Regions from separate parts of the Mus musculus genome. Here regions 2, 3, 4, 5, 6 and 7 are each linked to region 1. Evidence: chromatin loops called from intact Hi-C (ENCODE). Cell type or tissue: left cerebral cortex. All regions are shown on one strand.

What was found. Hi-C counts contacts between places; a loop is a spot of excess contacts. Peaks named below come from ENCODE experiments on the same cell type or tissue, not always from the same donor. Only the 100,000 strongest peaks of a DNase experiment are listed, where the experiment ranks them.
Region 2: a loop joins it to region 1, with 3 times the contacts of the local background. A loop is called at or near these places in 7 of 42 quality-filtered maps.
Region 3: a loop joins it to region 1, with 10 times the contacts of the local background. A loop is called at or near these places in 6 of 42 quality-filtered maps.
Region 4: a loop joins it to region 1, with 4 times the contacts of the local background. A loop is called at or near these places in 3 of 42 quality-filtered maps.
Region 5: a loop joins it to region 1, with 2.4 times the contacts of the local background. A loop is called at or near these places in 2 of 42 quality-filtered maps.
Region 6: it touches region 1 in a loop (2.9-fold over the local background); 9 of 42 quality-filtered maps call a loop at or near these places.
Region 7: it touches region 1 in a loop (6-fold over the local background); 14 of 42 quality-filtered maps call a loop at or near these places.

What each region holds. Positions count from the first base shown.
Region 1 is chr9:48,734,481-48,738,480 of GRCm38, reverse strand. All of the region lies in intron 3 of Zbtb16 (zinc finger and BTB domain containing 16), which reads left to right. Among named protein-coding and RNA genes, the nearest start is that of Gm32280, 66 kb to the right of the region's middle. In left cerebral cortex, a CTCF peak has its summit at 2,355; DNase peaks (open chromatin) are centred at 802, 1,946, 2,566 and 2,840; H3K27ac peaks cover 3,886 bases.
Region 2 is chr9:48,670,841-48,674,840 of GRCm38, reverse strand. All of the region lies in intron 4 of Zbtb16 (zinc finger and BTB domain containing 16), which reads left to right. Gm32280 reads right to left here. Exons shown (of 3, transcript XM_030244764.1): 2 at 1,867-1,998; 3 at 152-1,198. The coding sequence ends at 714. Among named protein-coding and RNA genes, the nearest start is that of Gm32280, 2.8 kb to the right of the region's middle. In left cerebral cortex, no CTCF peak of the experiment used is centred here; DNase peaks (open chromatin) are centred at 1,135, 1,457 and 1,939; H3K27ac peaks cover 2,561 bases.
Region 3 is chr9:48,801,777-48,805,776 of GRCm38, reverse strand. All of the region lies in intron 2 of Zbtb16 (zinc finger and BTB domain containing 16), which reads left to right. Among named protein-coding and RNA genes, the nearest start is that of Zbtb16, 32 kb to the left of the region's middle. In left cerebral cortex, no CTCF peak of the experiment used is centred here; DNase peaks (open chromatin) are centred at 1,777 and 2,090; H3K27ac peaks cover 3,356 bases.
Region 4 is chr9:48,983,156-48,987,155 of GRCm38, reverse strand. Usp28 (ubiquitin specific peptidase 28) reads right to left here and starts at 1,771. Exons shown (of 25, transcript NM_001359739.1): 1 at 1,619-1,771. The coding sequence starts at 1,675. It overlaps Gm51673 (a long non-coding RNA gene), which reads left to right and starts at 2,027. Exons shown (of 3, transcript XR_003948157.1): 1 at 2,027-2,328; 2 at 2,652-2,740. In left cerebral cortex, no CTCF peak of the experiment used is centred here; DNase peaks (open chromatin) are centred at 65, 2,007 and 3,238; H3K4me3 peaks cover 2,641 bases; H3K27ac peaks cover 2,644 bases.
Region 5 is chr9:48,875,098-48,879,097 of GRCm38, reverse strand. No RefSeq gene overlaps it. Among named protein-coding and RNA genes, the nearest start is that of Gm32335, 19 kb to the left of the region's middle. In left cerebral cortex, no CTCF peak of the experiment used is centred here; DNase peaks (open chromatin) are centred at 1,419 and 1,523.
Region 6 is chr9:48,660,482-48,664,481 of GRCm38, reverse strand. All of the region lies in intron 5 of Zbtb16 (zinc finger and BTB domain containing 16), which reads left to right. Among named protein-coding and RNA genes, the nearest start is that of Gm32280, 7.6 kb to the left of the region's middle. In left cerebral cortex, a CTCF peak has its summit at 1,849; a DNase peak (open chromatin) is centred at 1,889; H3K27ac peaks cover 500 bases.
Region 7 is chr9:48,834,167-48,838,166 of GRCm38, reverse strand. It overlaps Zbtb16 (zinc finger and BTB domain containing 16), which reads left to right and starts at 1,942. Exons shown (of 7, transcript NM_001364543.1): 1 at 1,942-2,113. In left cerebral cortex, CTCF peaks have their summits at 768, 1,649 and 1,930; DNase peaks (open chromatin) are centred at 771, 1,881 and 2,945; H3K4me3 peaks cover 3,372 bases; H3K27ac peaks cover 3,555 bases.

The DNA of each region.
Region 1 (4,000 bases):
TTTACAGTTTTCGTGGGAGCTTGGGGTAGCCTGAGCTTATTCTCTGAGGCCTGAGTCATTCAGGGATCAGGGGAAAGTGCTAGAAAAGTTGGGACCAGAAGCAAGATTGGTTTTCTTAGGCTGTTGTGATGGGGTGGAGTGGGGGATACAAGTTGGCAATGATGAGTGAGTTGACCTGCCCCTCCCTCCCTCTCCCTCCCTCCCTCCCTCCCTCCCTCCCTCCCTCCCTCCCTCCCTCCCTCCCTCCCTCCCCATCCATCACTTAGCTTTTGGCTTCAGGGTTCTTACAGACAGAGGAGGAAGGAAAGGAGGGCAGCTGGCAAGTCCCTGTGACTGCTAAATGAGGGGTCCCCACAGTGATCATCAGAAAGGCTGCCTTAAGAGTTCAAAGATGGCTTCTCAGGACCTGCAGCTCGGAATTGGCCAGGCACAGGAGAGTCCTAGTCTATAGGCACTCCATTCACCCTGCCTCCTCTCTGGAGGATACTAACTTTCCTTTTTGCTGTCAGGGTAAAATAAAAAAAAAAAAAAAAAAAAAAAAAAACGGGAGACCCTTGGATATATCCTCTCTGGGGCTCTTTAACTCTCTCCTGGGTCTTGAGAGGTCCCCACCCTCTGAACATTCCTTTTGACAGTGGGGTGTCTCGGAGGTCCACACACTGGGGTGGCAGAGAGGAACAAGCAGGGAAAGTGCTCCCCCTCCTCCTCCCTCTTGAACACACTCTTCGCTCTTCCTCTCCCTCCTCTGGATTTGGCCAGCTTCCTGAACTTTTTCCCAGAGTGGTGTCGTCACTGGCCTGCCGGCAGGTCTGGATGTTCTGCCAGCATTCCAGAGAGTTTATGATCGCTTGCAGATGCGTCTCCAAGAACACACTGTACCCAAAGCAGAAATTAATGCAGGCTTGACTGCGGTCCAAGCCCCTACACGGGAGAGAGGAGAAAGAAAACAAAAACTGTTTAATGCTGTTTATAAATTATACACTGGCTGATGAAAAATACATTTCTTTCCTGCCCCCTTCCACGCTGGCCCCTTCCCTGTGGCCCCCTCCTCATCCCCCCAACCCCGCCCCTTCTCCATTTTTGCCTCCAGAGCCTCAGCTGAGCGCAGGCGAATATGGTTTTGCTTTTTAGCTCCTGTTTTGGCTGGGATCCGAAACCCTGCCTCTGATTCCTAGCCTGAGTATTTTTTCCCCTTTACCTGATGAAATTCACTAATTTTTCCAGCCCACATGGGTTGTTTTGGGTTTTGTTGTTTGGGTGGGTAGTTTTTTTTTTTCTTTTGGCCTCGGGTTTTGTTTACAGCATGTGTCATATGCAATGGCGCAGGGTGTCAGGCTTACTCGTCCCTGGAGGATAAGTGCCCCCTCCCCACATCTTCCCACCTTAGAGTCACTCAGAGGTCCCAAAGCCTTCAAGGCTTCACCTCAGGCTAACTGAACTGAGAAAGTTGGGGACATTCTTCACAGGTCATTGTATTAAACAGTATTTTTCCACCAGTTCTCTTCCAGCCTTTCACCTCTAACCCATGTGAAGAAGGGGTTACATAGCCCCCAGTACACACATCTCTACTTACATCAGTGTAGCAGGACCGGAGAACTCATTCCTTTGACTCTTCTGGACCCCACCCAGCTTCATCCCACACCCTACAAGCCCCCTCCCATCCCAATTTATTCTATAAATTCGTTTCTACATTATGTCTATCCACTTACATGGCTTTTGTGTTTTTTAATACTGCTAATGTTTATCATTTGCCCAACAGGCTCGACAGATTTTGCTTCCTGTAGAGCATTGAGGCTTTAGAGCCCCCTCGTTGCTAAGTAGCAGTCTCTCTGTACTGTAATGGGCTGATTTTGTATTCTGTTCAGCGCTGTATCTTATTTTTGTATGCAAGACAAAGTGTTTTGATGGAGGACGATTGCAGCAGTGTCTGGAGGCTGTTTGGAGTTTTATGGGCTGTACAGTACACTGTGTGCTCTCCGAACAGAACACAGGCTGTTGAATTTTGGATTGGATTTGTCATCCCCCCCCCCAACACCCTCAGAGAGGAGCCTGTCAGATAGAACATGACTTCAAGGGTGGAAGAAAGAAAGTGGGAATTATGTAATATCTTCTTTCTGTCTCCCATTCATTCTCTCTCTCTCTCTCCCCCCTCTCCCTCCCTCCCCCTCTCTCTCTCTGTCTCTCTCTCTGTCTCTCTCTCTCTCTGTGTCTCTCTCTCTCTGTCTCTCTCTCTCTCTCTCTCTCTCTCTGTCTCTCTCTCATCTCTCTGTCCCCAAAGAAGGTGGCACACCCCTTCCCCATTGCAGCATGATTTTGCACAGCTAGGTGGTGACGTTTCTATTAGGAATGAACAGTGCCCTAGAGGAGAGGGTGGGACATCTGTCCGACTGCTGTTCATTTGGAATCTTTCTTTGCTTCTTTCCATCCTGCTTAGGTCCCGGGTGCCTTTACTAGCCTTTGATTTTTGTCTAAGGATGAGTAGCATCTCATGGGGAGCTGCAGGACAGGGCTGTTTTAGTGGGATGGACCTGAAAGCAATGAGGTTTACATATTCTCAGAGTCCTCATATCTTGGTTGGGTTTTCTGCATACGCTGCTGCCACCCACCCCTAACAGAAATGTGTTTCTGGGTGGACTCCCGTAGCCATCTTTTCCTCTAGCTTCTGCTCCCTAGTCCTTGAGCCAGGCAGGGCCAGGGTTGTTGGAGTCCAGGTCTGTGCCTGCCCTGCCACTGGGCCGCTGCTGTTCCTCCCCGTGCTCCACGCAGGGGTCGGGTCTCTGCCTCCCTCCCTCTGCAGGTGTTTATTTTGTCTCTCTCTGCTCCTGCTTCTCCCCCAATCTCCTTCCATCTCACTTCATCTCTTTGGCACCGTCCTGTGTCTATGTCAGCCACAGCCGCTGTTTGACACTGCTGCGTGTTTTCTGTCTTCTTTCCTGTGTCTTCATCTGTCTCTGTCACTGACTGCCTTAGCCTGCCTTCTCTCATCTGTCTGTTGGTCTGTCTGTCTCCTTTCTTACTACTCTCAGTGTTCCTGAGCTTAGAAGTTAGACATCAGTCAGAGTAGGGAAACTTAGGTCATTCTGGCCCAGGGGCCTGGTAAGGACACGTGACTGGAGAGAGCCTGAGGCACGTGTGCATGACCCTTCACATTGAAACGACAAGAGTGGGTCTGCTCAGCCATGACTTCGGTCCTTACACACTATTTTTTAAGTGGAGTTGGTAGACAGAAAAATGGGCTTAGGTCTGCGAGGTCCTTGTTGGACACTGTTTCTCAGGATCCCATCGCCAGAGCCCGTGTCGACACAGGTGTGCGCTGTCACCTACCAGCGCATGGAAGCCTCTAGCCGACCCTTGCTAATTCTCCTGTACTTGTGATCTGGGAAAGGGCTTGGCACACAGAAGGCTTGGGTTGGGATTTTTGAATCAGTGACTATCATATAACTAAAAGTAAGGTGTCTCAGTGGGTAAAGGTGCCTGCTACCAGCCTGGTGGCCTGAGCCCAATCCCTGGAACCCGTGTGAAGGTGGAGAGACTGGACCTTTTGCAGAAAATGTGTTGACTGTCTCTGTGCCTGAGAGAGGGGACCTGGAGGTGATAGAGATGCCTGTAGAGCTCTTAAGGTTTGCTCTGTGGAACTCAACAGATTCATTGGGCCCAGGCTAGGTTGGGGGTAACCTTGGACAGGTGTTTAGTTAAGAAGGTAGCTCCTTGTTGGAAAGTCTGGAGAAACAGCCAAAAATGAGGGGTAGAATCTTCACCAGACACCGAGCCCCAGCATGTGTCTGTGTGCACACAAGTATGAGGGGAAAAAAAGAGATGGAGACGAAGCATTTACATGAAATACTGAAAATTGTTTCTTTGCTGTAATGGGTCCACACAGGCCATTACCTTGAAGATTTAAAACCAAAATGAGCTCATGATATCTACTGACTGCCACGGACATCCATGCCTGATTGCAAAGCCCGCTTTACCTTTGAATTTCGGCTTCATTGTTGGTTGT
Region 2 (4,000 bases), 64 kb after region 1:
CATTGCCGTCCATTTCTGCTCTCTTGTAAACCAACACCCCACCCCACACACCTTTCCTCTACCTCCCTTCTTTGCTTTTCCACCCCTCTCACATTTTCTCCCCATCTTGGGCAGGTTTGTTGGAGTGATTGACAAAATTAGTAAATCCATTCATGTTACTTTTATTGTGCAGGTCTCAATAAATCCCGAGTGTCCGGGGCGCACCTTAATGAGCTAGTGAGCTGACAAATTTGTTTACTGTAGCTGGAGGTGCCTGGTAATGAAATGCGCTTGTGTCTGGGCTCACTGCTAAACAAATACACGGTTTCCGGGAGGGAGGCAGCAGGCTCTGCTAGCTGCAGCAGCCTGAGGAAGCAGCCACATTCCCCAAGAGACTGACTTGGGTGTGTGCTTGTGTTTTGAAAAATGCAGCCACTCAGTTTTAAAACAAATTTCAATCAGCTGCCTGCTCCTCGTTTATGTTTTCCATTGAGGAATTTCTATTCCTTTAACAAATACCAAACCCTGGTAAGATTCTTCCTTCCCATCACATAAATGATGGAGGGTTAGAGAGATGTGTAGATACCTCCTAAGGCTCTAAAAAGAAAAAAAGAGAGGGAATAAGGGCTGGAAGAGCCTGGAGATTCACAGGGTTGAAACAGACAGGAAGGCTAAGGTTTGGGGAGAAGTGACTGTGTCTGAGACAAACTCCTGTGCAGGAGCTTGACGCTAACTCAGTGGCAAGGCTTTGAGATGTTTTCCCAGGCTGTGGGGTGAGCAGGATAGGCAGAGAGTGGCTGGGAGGGACTGAGCTCTTCCTTGTTGGCTGCTGAAGTTACCAAAGGGTCAAGCGGGCTGAAATGTGCCTCAGCTGGGTGGATTGGATTCTTGTGCCAAGGGATTCTGCCACTCAACACCCAGAGAGAAATTAAAGATGTAAACTGGCAGCATGTGGGCCTTCTTCCAGGGCATTTCTGAGTCTTCAGCGATGGTTCAGGAGAAGACAAAGGGTAGTTCCGCAGATGTGAGGGTCTGAGCATTCGTGTCTGTTCTGCTGCCCACTGCATGCATCCACACCCCACAGGCTTTTCCAGCCTCTTAAGATGCAGACAGAGCCTTCTGCCTTTACTGCGAGTCAGCTGTGCTGCCTGTATCGGTCTCTGGCACAGTGGGAGCTGCATCTCTGTGTCCTCTTCAACAGCAACCTGGAGGGACATACCTGGTAGAGAAAGCCGAGGGAGTAAGAGTAGAGGTATCTTAGGGAAGATAATCCCGAGGGGTCAGCAGCAGCAGGAGAGACCTGCTTGCAGGGTTAGAGGAAGGGAGTGAAGGTAGAGGTGTTTCCAGTTGAAATTGAGGTGTTTTGCTTAGCCCCAATTTGATATGTTCTTATTGAGGAGACAGCTGCTCGGGGTAGTAGGAGAGATGGCTCTCTTCCTTGGTGAGTGGGATTGGACACCAGAAACCCATCTGTACACACACACACCGTACACGCCCCACTCAGAGCAGTCCCAGCCTGCTTACCCAAAGAAACAGAAGTATATTTAGCATCCTCTGCTTTGATTAAGGAACTGCCTGTCGAGGGAGATAATAAGAGCCTTGCTCCAAGAAAGTGTACCACCTGAGCGCCTCCACCAGCTGCAGAGGTGCCCCTCGGATGGCATTCCTTCCTTTTCATTCAAGTGCTAATTGGCATGGAAGTGGCACAGGTGTACACAGGAGGCTTTTGTGTCTTACACCTCCCGACCCTATCATCACCTGGACAAGATAAAGGCCCGAGATCCGTGTCATCCCTCCTGCCTCCTGTTCTATCTACCCTGGCCTGGCTTCCTCCCAGTTTTTGCTAAAATTAAACTCGTTTTTAAGTCAGGAACCTGTAAGCTGTACCTGTGTTCCACCCCAGACTGGCTGTGCAGCTCCGGTGTGGCTCACTCTCTCCTGTGATAGTGACCTGGCGCAGCTCCACGCTGCTGCCCACAGCATCTTCAGTTCTTCTCAGAGCCAAGAGTTTCAACTGTACTGCAGAGAAGAATTTCAGAATCAATCCATGGGAAGCCAACTTGGAGTTTCTGAAGGAAAGATTTTAGCGTAGATTCAAGTGTGAGGGTTAACGGAAAGAGGAATGCTTAGAGAAAGGGGCCTACCCACTCAAGTGGGCGTGTGAGCATTGAACTTAGATGTTTCAGTGATGTATTGGATATTTGGTATCTTTTGAGGTTGTGCCCCACAAATGAGATTGTAGGTTGACTTCTTAGGTGCACTGGGCAGTATTTATAATCTGATCAGGTAAAACCATGGATCACAGAGGCTTCACAGGGGAGCTTGGACGTGTCTTTCCCTGAAAATGGAGTTCTAATCTTGCTTGAGAGACACCTAGAGAATTGCTGGCTTGCAGTTGGGAAAGGGAAAAGGCCATGGCTGGTCATACACACATAAGCATGGTTCTTATTTGAAATATATCATGTAAAAGGAATTAGCATGTAGGGCAACATTTTCAGCAAATGGTGCTGCAATTCTTTCTCCTTAAATGTTTGTGTGTCTGTTTGCATGTGTGTCAGTTTGTCACGTGTGTGCCTAGTGCCTGTGGAGGCTAGAGAAAGATGTCGAATCATCTGCAACTGGAGTTACTGATGGTTGTAAACCAACATGGGTACAGAGAACCAGTCTGGATCCTCTGCAAATAGAACAAGTGTTCTTAACCACTGAGCCATCTTTCCAGTCCCCTGTGCTACAACTATTGACTCTCAGCCAGCAAGAGACTTAACTAGATTCATGAGTTGAGATCTATGGGTAGAGACTTCTGTTTCTCCCCTACCCACTTCCCCTTCTTTTCTACTTCAGGAGGAAGTAGAAAAAGCACAGGCAATTGCATGGAGCCTACCTATGTTTCCTCAACTCACATTCTAAAGGAGTCCCTTGGGCAAATACTTGGGGAATCTAGACCAAGCCACATCTCCCCCACTCTCCAGAAACATGGGCCTTGGGGTGGTTGGGTCCTTTTCCTGATGATGTAGTTCTCTTTGGGCCGAGGCTGAGTTTTGTATGTGATTCATAATAGAATTCCCAGATTGGAAGAAGACATTGATGTGTGGCTTTTATACACTCTGCAGTGTAGTCAGTCACCTCGAGGCAACATGAGGAAGCGAGTGTTAGAAGCAGCAGGTTGGTTAGGAGTTCTGTGACTTCAGTGCAGAGGCTCAGGTCAGGGACTGAGATGGTCAGCTTTCTGTTACTGTAACAAACAACCGAGAGAGTGAACCTGTGGATGGGAAAGGTTGGGTTTGCTTCACAGTCCATGGTCCCTTGTTGCCCTTAGGCTTGTGATGATGTGGCATTCCTGGCAAGGAGCTTGAGAAGGACCAAAACTCTCACCTCTCACCTCTCTCCTCTCACCTCCTGGCCAGGCAGTAAGAGAGACAACAGGGTGGAAACTCCATCACTCAGGGATACCCTACAGTGGTTTGAAGACTTTATTCCTAGAGTCCACCTTAAAGTTTCCGCCACTTCCCAACAAGAAGTTGGACACAAGAGAACATTTCTGACCCAGTCTACAGCTATGGAAAGGACAGTAGTTGCCTGTCCAGGGATCACAAGGCCAAGAACAGCTACACTGGGCTGTAGTGGGGGGTTTGCACTGTTTTGCCATACAGTGTCGAGTGACTGCTTCAGTGTAGTTAATTAACTAAGTTCATGCCTCTAAGCAGCATAGCTCAGACGATGGTGCAGTCAACAGACATGGTAGGAGTGTTACTATTGCTTTTATGAAACATCACAACCAAAAGCTACTTGGGAGGACACAGTTTCTTTCCCCCAGACTTCTGTCATCATCAAAAGCAGTCAGGGCAGGGGCTCGAGCAGGAGAGGAACCTTGGAAGTAGGAGCTGATGCAGAGGCTGCAGAAGAGTGCTGCTTACTGGCTTGCCTCCATGGCTCCAACAGCCTGTTTGCTTACAGAATGCAGGACCTCCAGACCAGGGGTGGCCCCATCCTCATCAACCTTGCCCACAGTCCTTTCATATGG
Region 3 (4,000 bases), 67 kb before region 1:
AGACCAGGGGTTGACATGCGATGACTTTTCCAATTGTTTTCAATATTATTTTTTGAGACAGTATCTCTCACTGAACTTGGAGCTTGCCCATTTGTCTAGGCTGTCTGGCTAGCAGACGCTGAGATTCTTTTGTCTTTACCACCCCAGTGCTGGGATCACAGGTGCAACCACCACAACTTTTTGGGGGGGGGCGGCGGCGGTGGCGGTGGCGGTGGTGGTGGGTGCTGGAGATCTGAACTCTGGTCTTCCCTGTTTCCATATCAGGGGCTTCACTGACCGGCCATTTCCACAGGCTCATGTTTGGGTCTTTTAAAAGCTATTGCTGGGCCCAGTCTGACGGGTGGATGGACATACAGCACACACAGCCTGGGCTGCTATGCCACAGCATACTTGGGCACTGAGCTGACAAGCTACCAAAGTGCCCATGGGAAGTAGACCAGGCCCGGAGAATAATTTCCATTTAACTAATTATTATTCTTACTCCAATAGATTTGAAATCTATTTAACTTTTCAGGGTCTCCTAGCCTTTTAAGTGTTTCAAGTGCACTCTCTCTGATAGGTTACCTTTCCTCTCCCTGTAGGCTATAATTAGTGTCCTTTACACAAAATTGGCTTAGAATTGGATTTGGAGAAGATAAGAATCAAATTACCAGTATTTATCTTGTAAATTCCAAAAGATCTACTTAAGACACTGTATTAAAAAAAGAGAAGGAGAGAGAGAGGAAAGAGAGAGAGAGGGAGAGAGAGTGGGAGGAAGGAAGGGAGGGAGGACAATTTTGTCCTAAGAAAAAGCAAATTCCTTGTGGTCTGAACAATCCATAGACATTTTAATACTGTATTTCCAAATTTCCCATGTATTTCCAAAATTCCCATGCAGAAACCTAAAACCTATGCCTCTTTTTTTATTTCTGTTTTGTTTTGTTTTGTTCTTTTTTTTTCCCTCTTCAGTTGAACATCTGAAATATGTTGCCGAGCTTTGAACAGTGGAGAGATGTGGTCCCAGCTTTCAGTAAAACTCGGGGAGTTTGGCTGATCTCTTATCTCTGTCTTGTGGTGAGATGTGTAAACCTCTCAAGTATCTTAAAGAGATAGGCACACTTCTTAAATGAAAAAAAAGTTGTGTGTATGTATGTGTGTGTGTGTGTGTGTGTGTGTGTGTGTGTGTGCACGCGCGCTTATCTCTCTGTCTCTCTCTGTCTCTGTCTCTCTCTCTTTGTGTGTGTGTGTGTGTGTCAGTCAGAGGACAGTTTGGCACCGGACCTTGCCTTCCCCTTTGATTGACATGTCTCTTGCTGTTTGTGGCTGTGTAGACCAGACTAGCTGGCCTGAGAGCATGCAGGGGTTCTCCGAGATCCATCATCCCACCCCGGGTACCTCTTCACATGTGTATGGCAAGTGCTCTCCCTACCAAGGAAATAGACGGGCTTTATGCTAGCATTTGAAGTTAAAACCAGTGGCACCAGATCTTGGTGGGGGCGTGGGGTGTCTCTGTGTGACCATTTACCCTGTAAACATCACGGTGTTCCTTTGCACAGGCCGTGGAGTTTGAAGATGTCTGTGTTAGAGAAAACACCAGCATTTACAGCACTTTCTCAAAGGTACCGGGTGGAGAGGGCCCGTGGAAAGCGTTCATTAGCAGGCTCAAAATATGCTCCGTACTCCACACGTCTTTTACTAAATTGCTCCAGTGGCGTTGAACTCTTTTAAGTTTTCCTCTGTCAAGTTAGGTAAGGCGAAGTCCCCGTCATGCGGCAGTGGTGGTGCGTCTGTGACCACCTACCTTCTGCGTGACTTTCTGGTTTAGTAACGTCATCGAGTTTCCTAGCCTAATTCTGTCCTTTTTTGGTTTTGATGAGAGTGTTGGATACCAAAGAGAGAAGGGGGAAAAAAAGGCAAATTCTTTAAAAGGAACAAAAATATGTTTTGTGAGCAATTCTACTTCTGGATATCTACCCAGAAGAACTCAGGCAGGACTGTGAATAGAACTTGGACGCCCCTCGTCACCTCAGTGCTATTCACAATAGCCAGAAGGTGGAAGCAACCCACGCATGCTTACCGCCACATGGGTTCGCAGACAGACTGTGTGGAATACTATTCAGCTTTAAAAAGGAAGGACATTCTGGTTCGTTGAATCCCACAGATGGTCCTTGGAGGCGTGATGCTAAGTGAGATAAGCCAGACACAAAGAACACATATTGTATGGCTCCCTGAAGCTCAGATACCAACGTTCTATGACGTAAACTCATAGAGACCCAAAGTAGAATCCAGACGAGAGGAGTGCGCGTGCTCTGTGGGGACCGAGCTTCAGTTGGAAGGCTTATGCTGTTGGTTTCAGAGTTTTATGCATGTACCAAATGGCACTGAACTGCGCACTTTAAAACAGTTCAGAAAACCTCCCTATTTTATGTTGTGTGTATTTTTACTATCATAAAAACATGTTTGATGCTAATTGCTACACCTGGTGCTTGAGACAAAAGTTTCTTAGAAAATACTTAGGGCATCATGCTATAAAAAAATCCTCTTGCTAGTTCACAGGAGCACATAGGCATACCCCCCCCCCCAACACACACAGATGCACACTCTCTCCCTTCCTGTTTGTTAGTTATCACCCTTTCTCATACTGTCCTTTAAATGTCATTGTTATTAGCACATTTATTATTGTTGTTGGGGTTTTTTTTTGTTTTTGGTTTGTTTGTTTGTTTTTGTTTTTTTGAGACAGGGTTTCTCTGTGTAGCCCTGGCTGTCCCGGAACTCACTCTGTAGACCAGGCTGGTCTTGAACTCAGAAATCCGCCTGCCTCTGCTTCCTGAGTGCTGGGATTAAATGCGTGCGCCACCATGCCCAGCTTACTACTGTTCTTAAAAGTCAGTGTTTTGCCATGTAGCTCAGGATGACTTTGAATTAACTGTGATCCTCCTGCCTCAACCTCCCAATTGCTGGGATTATAGGAATGCCTTGCCAGGTCTAGCAGATTTAAAGCATTTGCTTATGGTACTGGCCTTGTTCGTTTGTCACATAAGCAAATGTGGCACCCTGAGGCTTTATCCCTCCCTCCCTCCCCACCCCTCCCTGAGAATAGCAGTTTTAGTTGTTTTGGGGTGCTGGGGGTTGAGCCTATGGTCTTGCACGTGTTGGACAAGCATTTTACCACCCAGCTGCATCCCCAGCTCTTGCTATTTTTTGGCCAGTTTTATCAGATATGCTGGTTACGGCATTTGAACTGTCATTTGTGTTTATGAATAGCTGTCAGGCAAAGCGCGCACCATAGGAAAGTGTGTTATCTCTCAGGCCACACTGAATAGGTACTTGACCTCCAATAGAATTCTAATTGGATTTCTATATTTACTCCTTGTTCTGGTATTTTTTAATGAAACATTTTTGTTTGCTTGCTTTTGTTTTGTTTCGTTTTTCTTTCTCTCTCTCTCTCTCTCTGTCTCTGTCTCTCTGTCTCTCTCTCTCTCTGTCTCTCTCTCTCTCTGTCTCTGTCTCTCTGTCTCTCTGTCTCTCTGTCTCTGTCTCTGTCTTTCAGACAGGGTTGGTTTCTCTTTGTAATCCTGGCTGCTCTGAAACTCACTCTATAGACCAGGCTGGCCTTGAACTCAGATATATGCCAGCCTTTGCCTCTGAGTGCTGGGATTAAAGGCATGCATTATTACCTCCCCCCACCCCCCCCCACCCCGCCCAGGCTGTTTTGCTTTTTGAGGTGAAGTCTTACTAAGCAGCCCAGGCTAGCCTGAAACTCAGGAATCTGCCTGCTTGGCTTTCCTAGCACTGGGGTTAAAGGCGTGCTGCACCAGCTCAGCCCAGCCCCCCCCCCCCCAAGTAATTAAAAAGGACATTCAACCCAGTTTGCAAAGCTACACGAGAGGTTTAGGAGAGTTTAGGTTAGGCCCCTTTGTGAGCAGGCTTTTTCCGGGCTTACATTCCCCTCCTGTGATAGGGCTTACCTACCCTACAACCTGTTGCAAATTTAGCCTGAGATTTTTGTGAGTTTCAGAGC
Region 4 (4,000 bases), 250 kb before region 1:
AAGCTTATCATCTGTCAGCCTGGGGCAAAATCTCTGGGAATACTAACCAGTAAATGTCATCACTCCGCAGGTCGCCCGCCCAGAATCAGGCTACTGCAGCTAGCCACAGCCTGGGAGTGCCAAACCTTCCCAAAATAGCTCTGACTTTATACACAATGCTCAAACACCTTACATGCAAACCCTCAAATAGAGAGTGCTCAACTACCGGTCACTCCTCAGCAGCCTGTGACAGAGGTAAATGAAAATACCACTGATCGAAAGGCATGTGGTCTTAAATGACGGGCCCAGAACAAATTTAAATATGACTTGCTCTCCCTCAAAATAGTATCAATATGACTGTCTCAAAACCAAATCTCACCACCTGTTTATAAGTCACTGTCCCCAACACAAGTAGACTTGTGGGGAGGAAAACAGAGAAAAATACAGACCCAATGTCCAAAAGACACTGTTGAGTAATAAACAATTTTTATCTGATCGCCAAAAAAAAAAAAAAAAAAAAATCCACCTACTTTCATTTTACAGGCCAAGACTTAGAGATATCTTTTTCTACATGAATTTTAAAGAGCCTGCTATGTTTTAAACTTGTAGTCTGGGGGTGTAGTGCTTGATTATCTCATGCGATAGGCCCTAGGCTTGATCCTCAGCACCTCAAATTATTAAAATTTAACTATAGAAGACATTAATTATAGAATTTAATTATAGAGTTTTTCTTAGCAGTATCTCAAATTTTTATTCTAAATATTTTATAAATTTTCTCGACTGCAAACTCGGTATTTGAATCCTTGGTATAGGTTTTCCATTTTGTCATTTAAAAAGTGCAGTTCTTGAGGGACGAGGATGTTGTGTTACGTTATAACATTCCAAAGTAAAACTGGATGACAGTCTCAAATTGCCCACTTCCCAAGTTTCTTTAAAAGACATTATGAGCCTTTTGATTTTTTTTCCAAATCAGTGTTACTAAAGGCCCACCATCTAAGCCCTAAGAGCCTTGTAATATTTTTCAACCTTTTTATATTACTAGGAACATAGTAAAGTGCCTTCTATTCATTGTGCTTTTCTCTCCCCTCCTTCAAAACCTACAGTGATCAATGAGATAATTCGGGAAGCTGATTTGTTTCCGAGGGAAAAAAAGAACTGAATGAAAAGCGGGGCGGGAAAAGGGAGGAGTGGGGCTCCGGGTCTTTTTTGCACTTTGTTGATAAACGCCGGCTTTAAGTGAGATAACTTAAGTCTGCGTTAGCCTCAGAGAAGCCACTGCCATAAAACTGATTTGAGAGTCAGAACAAGGCACCGTGGCCGTGCTTTTGGGAAGTTTTTAGCTGCTGGGTCGGGCCCGGTGCACACTTCGGGGTGACCTCGCTGCCTACGATCTCACGTGCAACCCCTCCCGTTAGGGTCCCTAGCACCGGGTCCCACAATCCCGCTCGGAACCTTAGCTGGCTTATACACCCAGGCAACCTCACACAGGCTCGCGGACCCAGCCTCGCAAAGTCCCGGGAAGACCGGGTTGCTCTCGCCCTAGCCCGCAGGCCCCGGCCTCTGTCGGCCCTCGCCCGCTTGGCCCGCCGCGCCCCTCTCAGCCGGAACCCGGGCCCCGCTACCCTCACCCGCCGCTCACCGAGCCATGGCCGTCCGCCGCCCCCGCCGAGTCGTCCTGCTGCAGCTCCGCAGTCATGGCCGTGGTGTCCCTCCGCGTGTAGCCCCACTCTCGTTGTCGTCTTCGCCGCGGTCGCCACCGCCACCACCACCGCCCCCGAAGCCCGGGAGCACCGGGAGGCACCGCCCACACGTCCCGCCCCCGCCCGCGGCGCGCGATGGAAGCCCCGCCCACGCCAGCCCGCTCCCAACACTCCCCACCCACAGCACGCGGCAGAGGCTCCTCCCACGGCGTTCGCTGGATGCCCCACCCCCGCCAGCCGACTCCCACCCATCTTGCGGCTTGCGCCGGAGACCCCGCCTACATGCCCCACCCACACAGCCGAGGTTCCCTCTCCCAAGGCTCCGCCCACGCCAATTTAGAGCCCCGGTGGCCCCGCCCATACACTCTGCTCACGCCCGCAGCGTGCGCCAGAGGCGTCACCCACGCGCCCGCCCCTGGTTTGCGTGAGCCGGAGGCGGGGCGTCTTCGCGTGCTCTGGCCCACGTGACCGCAGCCGGGCACAAACTAAGGGGTCAGCGTCGCCTCGCCAGCTGTTGCTATTTCCGCCTTAGGTGCCCAGGAAGTGGGCGGTGAGGCCTCTGGGTTTCCAAGACTCCTTTTTTACTCCATCCCGCGCTTGCTGAGCCTTGCATCTGCGTCCAGCCTGCCCCCAGCTCCCCATAAGCTTGGTAAGGCTGCTGGGTTCCTTCTGCTGACAGATTTTCCCACCAGACCTCTTAGCCATTTCCTAATCTGGGGACGCGAAGAGAAACGTAGACTGACTCGAGTGGTTTGTATAAAGACAACTGAATGGCCAGGACCTTCACAGAGCTCAGCATCGTGTCTTAATCCTGAACAGTTGCCCCATGTTCCAAATTCCCGTTTTCAGGCCATGTGTGTAATAAGCTGTGTTGACTCTAGCTCATGCACTAAGCCACCTACCACCCCTTTTAATGTTTGGGAAGAGGGTTCTTATTGTTGGTGATATTGGTTTGGGTTTTTTTTGAAACAGGATGTCACGTGGATTGGACTTGCCTCAGACTGTGTAGCCGTGGTTGGCCTTAAATTCTTGGTCCTCTGCCTCCACCTGGTCAAATGATGGTAAGTCTTTACTGCCATGTTAAACTTAACACTTTGAGATGATCTCATTAAGTTCCCCAGGCTGGCTTTGAACTTTCTATACTTCTGCCTTAGTCTCCTATGTGGAATAAATTTGGGACCTGTGTCTATCAGGTCCATCCTTGTCAGGATTCTCTGAAGACAGAACCATTAGACTTGATAAAATTAGAATGGGAGGGCCCTGGAGAGATGCCTCAGTAGTTAAGAGCATTAAAAAGCACTGGCTGCTCTTCCAGAGGTCCTGTGTGTGGGAAGCCACATGTGCCGTTGCAGGGTGGCGCTGGCCACCACGCATAAGTTTGGGTAAACAACCAATGTGTACATATGCAGTAAAGTTTTTCACCAAGTCACTGCCTCGCCCGGGCATGATAATGAGGCTCCATGAGATACTGAGAGAATAACCAATCAGATGGGGGGCATGCAAATGAGGTATGATAATGAGGCTCAGTGAGGTACTGAGAGAGAATAGCCAATCAGATGAGGAACATGCAAATGAGGTGGAAAGCATAACCAATCTGGGTGTGAGACACGCCTCTCCTAGGCCTATATAAGCAGCAACAGTTCTGGGTGTGGGGGTCTTTTTGCCTCTGCAATCAAGCTCTCCCAATAAACGTGTGCAGAAGGATCCTGTTGTGGTATCTGCTTTGCTGGCGAGTCGGGCACTCACAAGAGTCCTGAGTTGAATTCCCAGCAACCACATGGTGGCTCACAACCATCTACCGTCTATTACCCTCTTCTGGTATTCAGTTGTACATGCAGATAGAGCACTCCTATACATAAAGTTTTAAAAAGTAATAGAAAATTATAGAGAGACTGATTAAGTTATTACTGATTATACAATCAAAGGCAGGTGTGTCCAGTGTCTGTACACACAGGAGAGCCAAATCACAGAACAAAAGAAGTCAGTACAAGAAACTTGAATTCCTAAGCCTCGCCAGTAGTAAACCGTTTATGTGGGTGCTGAGACTCAAACTCGGGGCCTCAACAAGGGCAGTGTATGCCTTTAACCACTGAGCGGTCTCTCTAGCCCCATTTTCTTTCTTTTTTTTTTTTAAATTTTTATTTGGTATCTTCCTCATTTACATTTCCAATGCTATCCCAAAAGTCCCCCATACCCACCCACCCCCACTCCCCTACCCACCCACTCCCTCTTTTGGGCCCTGGCGTTCCCCTGTACTGGGGCATATAAAGTTTGCAAGTCCAATGGGCCTCTCTTTCCAGTGATGGCCGACTAGGCCATCT
Region 5 (4,000 bases), 140 kb before region 1:
TGTTTCAGAGACAAGGCCTCATGCATACCAGGCTGGCCTCAAACTTGCTATATAGATAAAGACGACCCTAAACTTCTGATCTTCCTACCTCTGCTGCTCGAGTGCTGACCACACGTACACACTATCATGCCTTGTTTTAGGGTACTGGGGATTGAACCCAAGGGCTCAGGTACGCCACGCAAGCACTGTGGCTCACTATCTGAGCCACATGCCCAGTCCCTGGCCTCTACTTTTATTAATGAAACAAATGGAGGTGGAGTGAGGTCATGTAACATGTCCAAGACACGCTGGAAAGAATAGGTCTAGAATGTTCTGCTCGGTTCTCTCTAATTCCTAAGCTCTTCCAGCAGAAATACCCGACTACCATAGCTCCTCCTTGTACCTGTACTTGCTTATTGTTCAATTAACACATAATTCTAAGCACCTACTGTGTACCAGGGCCTGGGCTAGCAGCTAAAGCTAAATTGTTCTTTTTTACTTCAATATAAGCCAACATTTCGCTCTTTGTTGGGGCTGGGAATTGATTCTGGGACCTTGTATATGCTGGGCAAGTGCTCTATCATGGAGCTGTACCCCAGCCTAAGACAGTTTTCCTTTCATGCTTGTTTGTTTACATTTATTTATTCTATCTGTCTGTCTTGTGTGTGTGAGAGAGAGAGATAGAGAGACAGAGACAGAGAGACACAGATGCACAGACAGACACAGTAGGGAAGGAGAGGGAAAGGAGAAAAAGGTGGGGAAGGGAGAGGGGGGAGGAAGAGGGAGAGGGAGAGCATGAGAGCAACTTCCAGGAGTCAATTCTCTCTTTCCACCATTTCGTTCCAGGATGGAACTTAATTTGTCAGCTTGGCCACACAAGCCTTCGCCGGCTGAGGCATCTTGTCAGCCCCAGCTATTTCTTATCCTCGTTACAAAAAGAAAAGATGAAATTGTCCAATTCACTCCATTACTTGAGAAATTGAACCTAATAAGAAACCATGACAAGGCTGAGCCAGGCTGCGTGAAGTCTACCTTTCTCTTCTGTCTCTTACCCCCTTGTATCTCTCTCCACTAGTTAAGAAAAGACCAACTGGTTTTGAATAGCTGGGGGCCATTGGAAGAGCTTGAAGAGACTTTCCTTGATATTAGAAGATAATGGCCGTTCCTGGTCTCTTCCCTTTCTCCATCCATCCACATATCCCACGAATCTCCACCCCACACCTGATGCACACATACCTTATTCTGAGATAACCAGGGAGTTCCAACAAGGGGCGTCTGTATTGGCCTCATCTTTTATCAGCACTCACTAGTTCTTTCATCAGTAGGCGTGGGATGCAGGGATGAGACACAGCCCAACATGGCCATCTGCAGCAGCCCGAAGGGTTCTCAGAAACCTCCACTTAGGAGAAGATGGGATTCTTGGCTGCACCACAGAAGAGGATTTGAGGATCCATCAGTATAAAATAGAGTCTCAGTTTATTTGGGAGAAAGCATAACATGGACTTAAGCACAGGGTGGGTGGGTGGGGGCAGATTTAACAGAGTGAAAACATGACTCAGGAGAAGATGGGAAGGAACCAAGCATGGGTGTGGGAGACTCAGAAGAGTGCCCAATGTTTTTATGGTTGCCCCTGGGTACACTCAAAGAGCTGCTGTAGAACCAGACTGAAGTCACAGGTGTGCACTGGATGAGGCTACAGCCGATAGTGCAAAACTCAGCTCTCGGGATGTTTTTACTATCAAGTTTATTCTTATTTGTGAGACTTCCAGGAAATATCTGGGAAGAGAGTAGGCATGCTTGAAGTAAGCACGATTCACTGCTATTTTAATATTCTTCGCTGAAAGTATCTCTGTGTAATAGAAATGCTATCACCATTTCTGCAGCCTTCAAAGCAGACATGGTGAATTGTGCTGCTTTTCTGACTCTCTGATGGTGATCCATCTCAGCCATGCTCTCTCCCTCTTTCTATGTCTCCACAATGACCCCTGTGTTTCTAACCTGCCTCAGTTTGGTGACAGGGACATACCATAGCTTTGCCTCTTTGCCCTGCTGTCTGATTCGAATCTCTGTTTCAGATTCCTTCCCTCTGGCACCGCCCAGTTGAGTCAAGACTGGACTTCCATAGACTCCAGGCTTCTTAGTCACTATGATGACCATCACAACTCAAAACGGGACAACGTGGCAGAGGGGCCAACGTGGCCAAGGGGACAACATGGCCAATTTGTTTCCCTTCTCAAACAAGGAAGAGCAGAAAGGAGCTGTGTTGGAGACTTCTCGTGGCTGGAAAACAAACACCAGGGAAGACCTTGAGGGAGGAAGGGCTTGTTCTGGCTAAGAGTGTGAAGAGAAGAAGTTCACCATGTCAGGCAAGGCACAACGGAGGGAAGAGCTGGCAGTTGTGTTTCTGGTTGTGGCTTCTTGCTCACATTCAGGAGGCACACAGAAACCAGGAAGCCAGGCTGGAGCATGAAGGCGTATCCTACAACTATCCAATACCTCCATCAAGGTCCTATCTCTAAAAAGCCCACAACTTTTCAAAATAGGCCAAATAGTTGTGATCAGGTATTCAAACCCATGAGGGGAGAAAAATCAAGTGTTGTGACTGTGACACATGACTTTAATTCCAGCACTCAAGAGGCAAGGGCAGGGGCTGGTGAGATGGCTCAGTGGGTAAGAGCACCCGACTGCTCTTCCGAAGGTCCGAAGTTCAAATCCCAGCAACCACATGGTCGCTCACAACTACCCGTAATGAGATCTGATGCCCTCTTCTGGAGTGTCTGAAGACAGCTACAGTGTACTTACATATAATAAATAAATAAATCTTAAAAAAAAAAAGAAAAAAAGAGGCAAGGGCAGGCATAGCTCTGAGTTCTGGGCCAGTGAAAGATGTTTAGTGAGACCTTGCTGCAAAAAAAACTAAATTAAATAAATAAACAAATAAATATAGCCCATGGGAGGCCTTTTACCTTCGGACCATAACAGAATCTTTACACATGTCTCTGTTATGAAGGAAGCAGGCTGGCCTAAACGTGCTGTGATTTTGTAGGCTTCAGAATTGGTCTCTGAAACTGTCTGTAGGAAACTGTCTGGACCACTATTTCCACACCTGCCCTCACTAGGATGGACATTCCATGTCAGATGGCCCCAGGAACGGAGAAGCGAATGTGTCCTCTACTAGTTGATAGCTTATTCTTTTGAGATTGGCTAGTACACACACACACACACACACACACACACACACACACACACACACACACACACACAAGAGGGAGGGGTCTGAGCATAGCAGCTAAGTACTAGACTGAATACAAAGCCACGGTTTAGGAAATTAATCCCACTGTCTCATCCTTCCTTGGGTCTGTACATGCTGGGATCTTAGCTGTTTAGGGCACCTTCTAGATAAGGCCTAAGAGAGGCCCCTCTACAGGGGCAGCTTCTGTGGTCGTGACCAGGTGGTATGTTAATCTTAGGGAAAGCTGGGTGAGTGGTATGTGGGAATTCTCTGTTCTACTTAACGCTCCCGTAAGTCTAAAATTAGTTCCAAACAGGTCAAAAGGCTGAAGACTTCTTTCTCAATGTCTTGTGTTTTTTGTCATCTATTTAGCATCTCTTACCCCTCCTTTCTGCTCCTTTCCTCTTCTTACTCTACCTCTGTCCCTTGTTTCTCCTTCTATACCCCTCTGAGCCAACCTCCCATACAAATATCCACTCTGTCAGCATGCTCTGTTGACTAAACTTTCCAAAGAACCCTTAGCTCTGCCCTCCATTCAGTGCCACTTTCCCAGTCTTGGATCACATGACCAGGGTCACATGACCCCCCTCCTTGCCTTACCATCACCTGGATTCTTTTTGGTGGACTCTTCACCTCAGGTTCAGATACAGTTAGTTCAATCTACTTCTACCTGCAGCTTTGACTAGGCATCTCCCTCAGGAATGGCATCAGTGGTTTTGAGTCACCTACTAAGAACAGCTGCCCCGAGCTTGATTGCAACCTGGCTCCTATGCCCCCATCAGGGGCATA
Region 6 (4,000 bases), 74 kb after region 1:
GATTTAGGGGACAGGATACCCAGCTCAGAGGGCCTTGAAGGAGCTGTGGGTCTTTTCCTAACTGAGGAGTAGATGACTTAACTCCTTTCTTTGCTCTAAAACAAAATGAGATCGTTTCTTACTGTCCATGAGTGGAAGAATGCCAATTTCTGAATTATCTGTCTGTCTGTCTGTCTGTCTGTCTGTCTGTCTCTCCCTCCCTCTCCCGTGTGTGTGTGTGTGTGTGTGTGTGTGTGTGTGTGTGTGTGTGTGAGAGAGAGAGAGAGAGAGAGAGAGAGAGAGAAAGAGAAAGAGAGAGAGAGAGAGAGCTGGGATCAAGTCTCTCTGTAAGGATGTAGTGGAGTTTGCACACAGCATAAATGTTCTGCACTCTTCAGGGAGGGCTGAAAGAACTTCTCATCCTCCTAGCCTTTTCCTAGCTGAGGGATGGGGTATGTATGTGGCTGGCCCTTACATGGGTGACGGGCTCTGATGAATAAAGAAGGAGCTTCACTTTCAGGACCTGAGCAGTACGGTCCAGCCAGTTGTCAGCATTCTCACCAAGGAGCCTGCCTTGGCTCTGGGTTCTGGATGCCACCCTAGTCAGAGGAGCACAATGCCATATCATTATCAAAGGTGAAAGGCTCACCAGATGCTTAGAACTACCTAGGGCTGCTTGGTAGACAGGAGGGGGTCTTAGCAGGTAAGGTCCAGCAAGGGGGACCAAAGAGAGAGGCGTATACTCAACAACTTTCTCTACAGCGTCCGCATAAGGACCTCCCAGTAAGACATCATCCCATCAGTGATTCCCTCATAGACCCCCTAAGTTCAGTCTCAGGGAAGATGACCAGCTTCCGTTAGCCACCTCCAGGTATGGCATTGGATCAAGTCACTTGATATCGCATGGCATGAGTGACTCAAGCCCTACGAAGTCCACCCAGGATGCAGCTTACTTTGCCCATGCCCCTGTCTCGGAGTTCATTTAGCCACGTGTCAGTCCAACTCTACTCAGGGCAAGCCAAGCTTCAGATCTCCAGCAAGGACAGAGTTTGGGTGACACCCTTGCTCATTCTAGAAACGCAGACATGTGTGCCCCTTGTGCACACACATTCAAGCACTCATTGATTTTCACACCAGCCCAGCAGAGGCTCTGCCCACCCCTGACACAATGCCTTATTAATATTCCGTTGCTCTTGGCCCATTTGCTGCTGGGGCGGGTGTTTAGCATCAGCAGCTGTGTTTGGTGCGTTAGTCCAGCCGTGCTGTTGGCATTGATGGATCCTTGATTCACATGGCTCATCATATAATAAACTCTCAGCTGCACGGAAGGGAGGGGCCGAGAGGACGGGATCTGAGGAGCCCGGGGCCGGGGTGGGGAAGGAGGACGGTGGGGTTGACCGGAGCAGAAGGAAGCCACATGGTAATGACAAACCGGGGGAAAAGGAGGGTCACAGGTGCCCTGGGCAGGCCAGAGGGGCTCTAATTAGTCTCGTTTGTCCTGCACTTAATGTCAAGCTCATTAACGCGCCTACAGAGTTAATCAACATACCACAAATTGGATTTTGACTTTTGTCGCCAGCTTTATGTACATTGTGGCCAGCCTGACACGCTCAGCTCTCAGGGAGAGGGTTGTAGGCCTGGTAGCCACTGAGCTGTAAAACCTGGGTGGGGTGAGAGTAGGTTTGTGTCATAGTGACTTGTCATTTTTGCTTTTTTTTTTTTTTATTCTCTGAATGCTTTTCACTCTTTCCCTGGGCAGACTCCAGGGAGTTCCTATTTAAACTCATTTAACATGTGATCCACTTTGTAATTAAATTCATAAAAATCTGATCAAACAAACCCCTCCGTTGTTTGTTAAACTCTTAGGGCCCCCCTCTGGAAGCCGGGAGCACACACAGGCAGCCAGCCCTCCCTCACTGCCACCCCCTCTTCCCAGAGGGGGGCTGGGTGACTGCCGATGTACGTTTTAATTACCGGCTTCGGCTGAAGTCTCACGTGGCCCTTGCTTTATTTATTTATTTATATCTTAATGAGGATACTGAATCTTTGATTAAAGTCGTAATCGTTGCTGATTCAGGAAGGAGGGGGAGCTGGGTGTCAGACCAGACGGGGCCATGTGTGCAGACAGACAGACAGAGGAGGGAGGGAGGGCAGGTGGCCAGACAGCAGAGAGACAGACAGACAGACAGACAGACAAGAGACAAACAGGCAGGCAGGAAGGGAGAGAGGAAGAGTGGGGAGAGAGAGCAGCAGACAGACAGGCAGGCAAGACAGCAGACAGGCAGACAGACAGTCAGACAGCAGAGAGGCAGAGAGACAGGCAGACAGAGGGGGAGGGAGGGTAGGTGGGCAGACAACAGAGAGATAGACAGAAAGACAGAGACAAGCAGGCAGGCAGGAAGGGAGAGAGGGAGGAAGGGAGGGGGAGAGAAAGCGACAGGCAGACAGACAGACAGGCAGGCAGGTAGACAGATGGCAGACAGACAGGCAGACAGACAGACAGGCAGGCAGGTAGACAGATGGCAGAGAGACAGGCAGGCAGACAGACAGCAGAGAAAGGCAGAGAGACAGGCAGGCAAGCATATGGACAGCAGAGAAACAGAGAGACAGAGTCTCATGCACAGGCTACCCCTCACTATGGTAGTCCTATAGTCAGTCAGTACCTGTATCAGTGAGGGCTAACCTCGTGCCTTTGATGGGGATAGGAACAGATCCTTGGTATAGCTCTAGTAGTGAGAGAGACAAGGGTTGGTTTGGCCAGGCCTGTGAGCTACGACAGCGCCCCTTAGATGGTGAAGACTGGTGAGGGATGGGACCTCTCTCTGTGCTTATGTCATGAAGTCTTGCCCCCCCCCGCCCATGTCCCATGTTCTTTCTGTATATCTTTCACCCCACGAGAGAGAGTGCCAGTGAACAGATCCCAACAACCACTCCCCACAGAGCCTCAGAGAAATGTTCTGAGCCATCAGAGGAGGTGAGAATTTATGTGGGTGCTGGGGGGGCTGCAATTCAGGAAGAGGGACTTTTGGTTAGTGGCCCACAGAGGGGAGATGGCAGAGAGAGTAAAATATCATTTTAAAGAGGAAGTGAAGGCACAGACATGCGAGTCTATAAGGAGAAGGACAATTTATGCCCAGGCACGAGCACAGTTTGACATGGGGATAATGAAAAAACGTAGGTCATTGTGGATGACTTAAGCCTTCAGCAGCTGAAGAGAATGTATGAAATGCAGGGGACATTACACGGTTGGCAGCCTCACACATCTGCAGAGGGACAAGTGAAATACAGTGGGCCATTCTTTACCATAAACTGTGGTTGTTGGAGATGCAGCCCAGAGAAATTGTAATTACAGTGACAGAGGAATCAGCGATATTTAAATATTCATGAACAAAGTCTGGGGTGATCAATCTATCTTTATTGTCTGCGCCTTCGCTCCTGTAATAAATAAGTAGCTCCGCACCTCACCTTTCATTCCCCGAGCTCGACACCTCCGTTACAGAAGTGCAAGGTGGATAACCCCACTCCTACCCCTTCGGCCCACGGGAATTGAAATGTGGAGTGTCCCAAGAGAATGGTCAGCTGATGGACATGAGGCTAGACCAAGGAAGGGCTGTTCTTCCCAGCCCATTACCCAGAATTCTCCAGGAGTTGGTTTTGAGCCTTTCGTGGGCAAGCACTGGGGGCATAAGGGTGGGAAAGGCTCCATTCTTACCCTGGAGGTGTTTCTTGTGGCCCTGTCAGTCAGTACAATGCAGTGTGGTGTCATTTAGCCCTGTGGTAAGTGCCCAGTGTTCAGATCCTAGAACCAGACCATAGCAGAAGTCCCAACCTAGCTACTTCTAGCTGGGTGACCTTGGGACAGTGGTTAAGTCCCTCTATAAACAACTCATTTTCCCCCTCATTTGTAAGATAAGCATATCTTCCATCAGATGGTTTCCATTGCCATGTGACACGGTCTCTGTGATGCTCTCAGATAGCGGAAAAAATACAGCACACGTGGACCATATAAATGTCCTATGTT
Region 7 (4,000 bases), 100 kb before region 1:
ATTTGAGGATTAATGGTAGAATAGGATCAGAGGTTAATCGTGTGCCTCTCCGGTGACTGCTGGAGAGAGGGTGGTAGGTGGATGTGGACCCTAGATAGCAAGCCTTCTTTAGACAGGAACTCAACAAGCTCAATGCTCCATTCCCATGGCCAGGCATTCACGGCAGGGGGGTGTGTGTTTTTCCTGTTCCCTTCTGCTCATCCACTCTTGCTTTCTTTATAGATGGCAGTTCCTTCTTAACGTCCTCAAATCCCCTACTTCTTACAGAGGGTTCGCCTTAACTTGAAAGAATCAGGTAGCCTTTACACAAGGTGTTTTTTGTTGTATACCAACTGACTGGGGTAGGGGGGTTTCGCCTTGTCTCACCCACATGACACTGCCTATGAGAGGGTAACTCAATTGTAGTTTTCTTCCTTTGCTTCCCAGTGCTCGGTTCTGCGGACTTCTCTCTCCCACTGCTAATCTGAGACCTGGGAGTGTCAATTGTTAGGATGCCTTGTTATTATAAATGACCACCACGTTAGCAGACCCCCGTGCAGATCTTGTGTAAGCTCTGCCACCTGGTCTTCGTGGGTTTTTTTGTCTCCATTCACCGCCCACTTTCCTTCTCCTTTAGCTCCTGGGGAATCAAGATACGATTCTGTGGGTCCTGTGGGAGATCCGCGGTAAGCCAAGAACACAGCACCCCTAAACTGAAGCCTGGAACTAATACCTTAGGACTGGAGGGTGGGGCTGTGTGGGTGACTTTTCTGAGACCCCTGGGTGGCGCTCTCCACCACACCCCCAATAACACTGCGCTGGGGCTTTGGCCGGAGGCCAGTGCTCAGAAAAGAACCCTCCAACCTCAATTCCCTGCCTAGCTTCGTGTGCAAAGGAGGAGACGGTGCTTTCCGCGGGTAGAAGGAATATTTTTTTTCCTTTGGTCTTTCTACCCTACGGTTTGTCATCTCAAGTACGCCCTTTAAAATGGTCCAGCCGCTGAGGGAAGAAAGTACTCTGGAGCGGCCCAGCGCTCTTCCAAGCTTCCAGTAGCTCCTGAAGGCAGAGCTGAGTTAGGCGCAGAATCTTCAGAACTTTCCATCCAGGTTCCTGGGGCCGGGGAAGATGGGGGGGGGCGTGCGGGCGGGGAGGATGCCCGAGATTAGGAGTGAGAAAGTATTACTACTCAGGCCTTCGCATCTCAGTGTGCAACAATCTAGATAGCAAAATCGAGGTGCTGCCTCCTACCAGATTTCTACTGGCCCCTTTAGATTTATCTGGCCAAATCCGGCGAACTCCTGTGGTCAGGCATCAGAGGCCTGGTTTGGGACTTGGGAAACGACCCATTTAAAGCTAGGGTAAGGGAGGATGCGATCCGAATCCTGAGAAAAAGTGAAAAGCTAGAAGCCACACACTGAACTGGTGCAAATAATAAAAAACGGGACAAAACTGCGCTCTTGAGTACTGGAGTTGGGGGAGTTAGGGGCGCGGGATACACCGCATGCCCAGTGGAAATGAAAAAACCTGGGGCTAAAGTGGGAACCGCTTCTCCCACTCATCCTTCTGACCCCTTGGGGACTGCCAGGTCCTCTGCGGCTCCTCTTCCTTTGCAACCTTTTGCCCTCTCCACCTAGCCAACGAGCAGCAGCCGCTGCCGCCGGGGCAGCAGCTAGATGTCAGGAGAAGCCCGGAGCGCCGAGCGCTGGGAAGGGAGGGGAGCGCCCGGGAAGGGAGGGCAGGGCTGGGAGAGCGCACGGGCTCTGCCAGGGCGGGGGTGGGGCGGGGTGGGCGGGCCAGGACCGGCCAGGGGGAGGGGAGGGGGCAGCTGTGGGCAGGGAGCCGGGCTCGGCCGCCAGCACTAAAGATGGAGAGGCGCCGGGGCCTCGCAGGGGAGGGGGCTCGGCGTTGACGTGGGACGCGGCGGAGGCGCCGCAGCCGGTGGTGATTTGCTAACCTAGCGGCAGAGAGGAGTTAAGGGTGACGAGAGCGGGTACTGCGAACTGCCGGGCGATGCCGCCGCTGCCGCCGTGAGATCCGGAGCAACAGTTCCCCAGCAACACCCCTTCCCCGATCCAGGCACACCCCTAACCCCCCAGGCACGCACACCCACCCCAAGCTCCAGGCTCCGTAAGCGGTAAGTGTATGTGTGTAGGAAACCCGGGAAGGACTCGCACCGCCCAGCGACCGCCTCCCGCCAGGGCGCCCTGGGGCGGGAGAGGTTTAGGCGGGTGGTGCTAGCTTTGGCCACTCGGCCGCTGGGCTCGTGCGGGGTTCTCTGGTTGCTGCTGCAGCAGCGATCGCCAGTGCCCGTTGGGGGTCAGCTAGAAAGCGGCGCTGAGGCTGTCAGCTTGGGCACAGCTGCCTCACCAACCTTTCTTCTCCGGGCACGGTCCGGTCCGGGTGAGAGGTGGCAGGCCGGGAGGTCTGCCAGGGCTGCGGGCGCGTGTAGTCGGGGACTGGGTGTCTTTGTACAGGCAAGGGCTGGCGGAGGAGCAGAGAGCCTGTGGGTGCTCATATGTATGCGGACCGGTGCGCTTGGCGTGAGATAGGATTGTGTCTTATTTATTTGTGTTTATTCGCTGGCGAGCTGGGGAGCTAGACCCGGAGGAAGCAAGGAGTGAACCTGGGGGTCGGGTGGGAGGGGACTGGTATCCGATCGGGTTTTGTTTTCTTTAGAGAAAACGTGGTGGGATTTTTTTCTTCTTTTTTTGATTGGACTTGATGCCCTCTTTTAAGGAGAGAGGGACGCTTCGGAGAGACTCTGGCGCTCCGAGTCCTCCTCGGCTCTCGGTGGGAACGGCCGGTGGAGCGGGAGCTCGCTGTGCGCTCCCGGCCGCGCACGGTGGGTTCCCGGCTCTGCACCTGATGCATTCGGGATGTCTTTCCCACCCTGGCGCGCTGCAAGCTTGCCCAGCCCCTCGCACGCTCCCGCACGCGCTCGAAATGCGCACGATCCTGCCAGCCTGCGGACCCCACCGGAATGCACAGGAGCGCACCGCTGCAACCAGCTCGCCTCCTCCCCGCCACGCTCCCAGCGTGTTTGACTCGGGCACGCCGGCAGCTGGTGCGGGAGGCCGGGGACCCTGCTGGTGACTTCCCGGGGATCGTGATCTTGGGTGGAAGGTGGAGGACCCAGAGATCTCTTCTCATTTGGCCTCCCACCACTCGCCTCCAGGCTTTTGTGCATCCTTTTCTCCCCTGGGGGGGTTGCGCTGCCGGGCCGGCCTAGCAGCGGCGTCCAGCCCGCTCGGACCTTCTCCTTTCCCCAGGCTCTTTCGCTTTCCCCCTTTCTTAGTTCTGTTCCCTTTCTTCCAGGCACCTGACTCCTGGGGAAAAGTTGCTTTCCCAAGTTTGCCAAAGTCCTATGCAAGTCTCGGCGGGGGTCTCTGGGAACAAGGGGTGTGTTGCACCATCGATCCTCGGAGCTCTGGCGGGTTAGCGCTGGCTTTGCCCAGAATCGGCTGATCGCTGCACCTAGGGACGGTCGGATCGCGGGTGCGGAGCCGCCGGTTAGGGATAGGGCACCTTGATTTCCCTCAAGGCCCAAAAGGTTCCTTTGAGCAGCGAACCTTCTTTATTTTGGCTTCTCCCCCTTAGTTCTCCAAATCTCTGATCTCTCTCCCGAAAGCACACCGTGCTCATGAAGCTTTTGAGGAATGGATATCTCACCGTTCTTGATGATGCCCTCCGTTTCCACTTTAGGGTGGGCAATAAGAGTGGCCAGCCACTATTGTTAACTCTTTCCGCATGAGTTTTGCACCTAAGAGTCTTTAAGACTCCTGTCGAGGGTGAAGGCAAGCTCTGCGAAGAGTGGCTGAGAGCCTAGCTCTCTCCACCCTCTTCCCCAGGCTGTGGGAAATGTTGGCTACAGAGAGACAGAGGTTGGGACCTTATCCCGTTAGGTCTTTCTGCCTATGTCCCAATGGCTGTTCAAAGTTGGGAGCCTCTCAGTCATCCAGAACACTTTCTGGGAGAGGCCTTTGTGTTCCAGCCCTGTCTTCCCTTCTTTTGGGCTTAATTC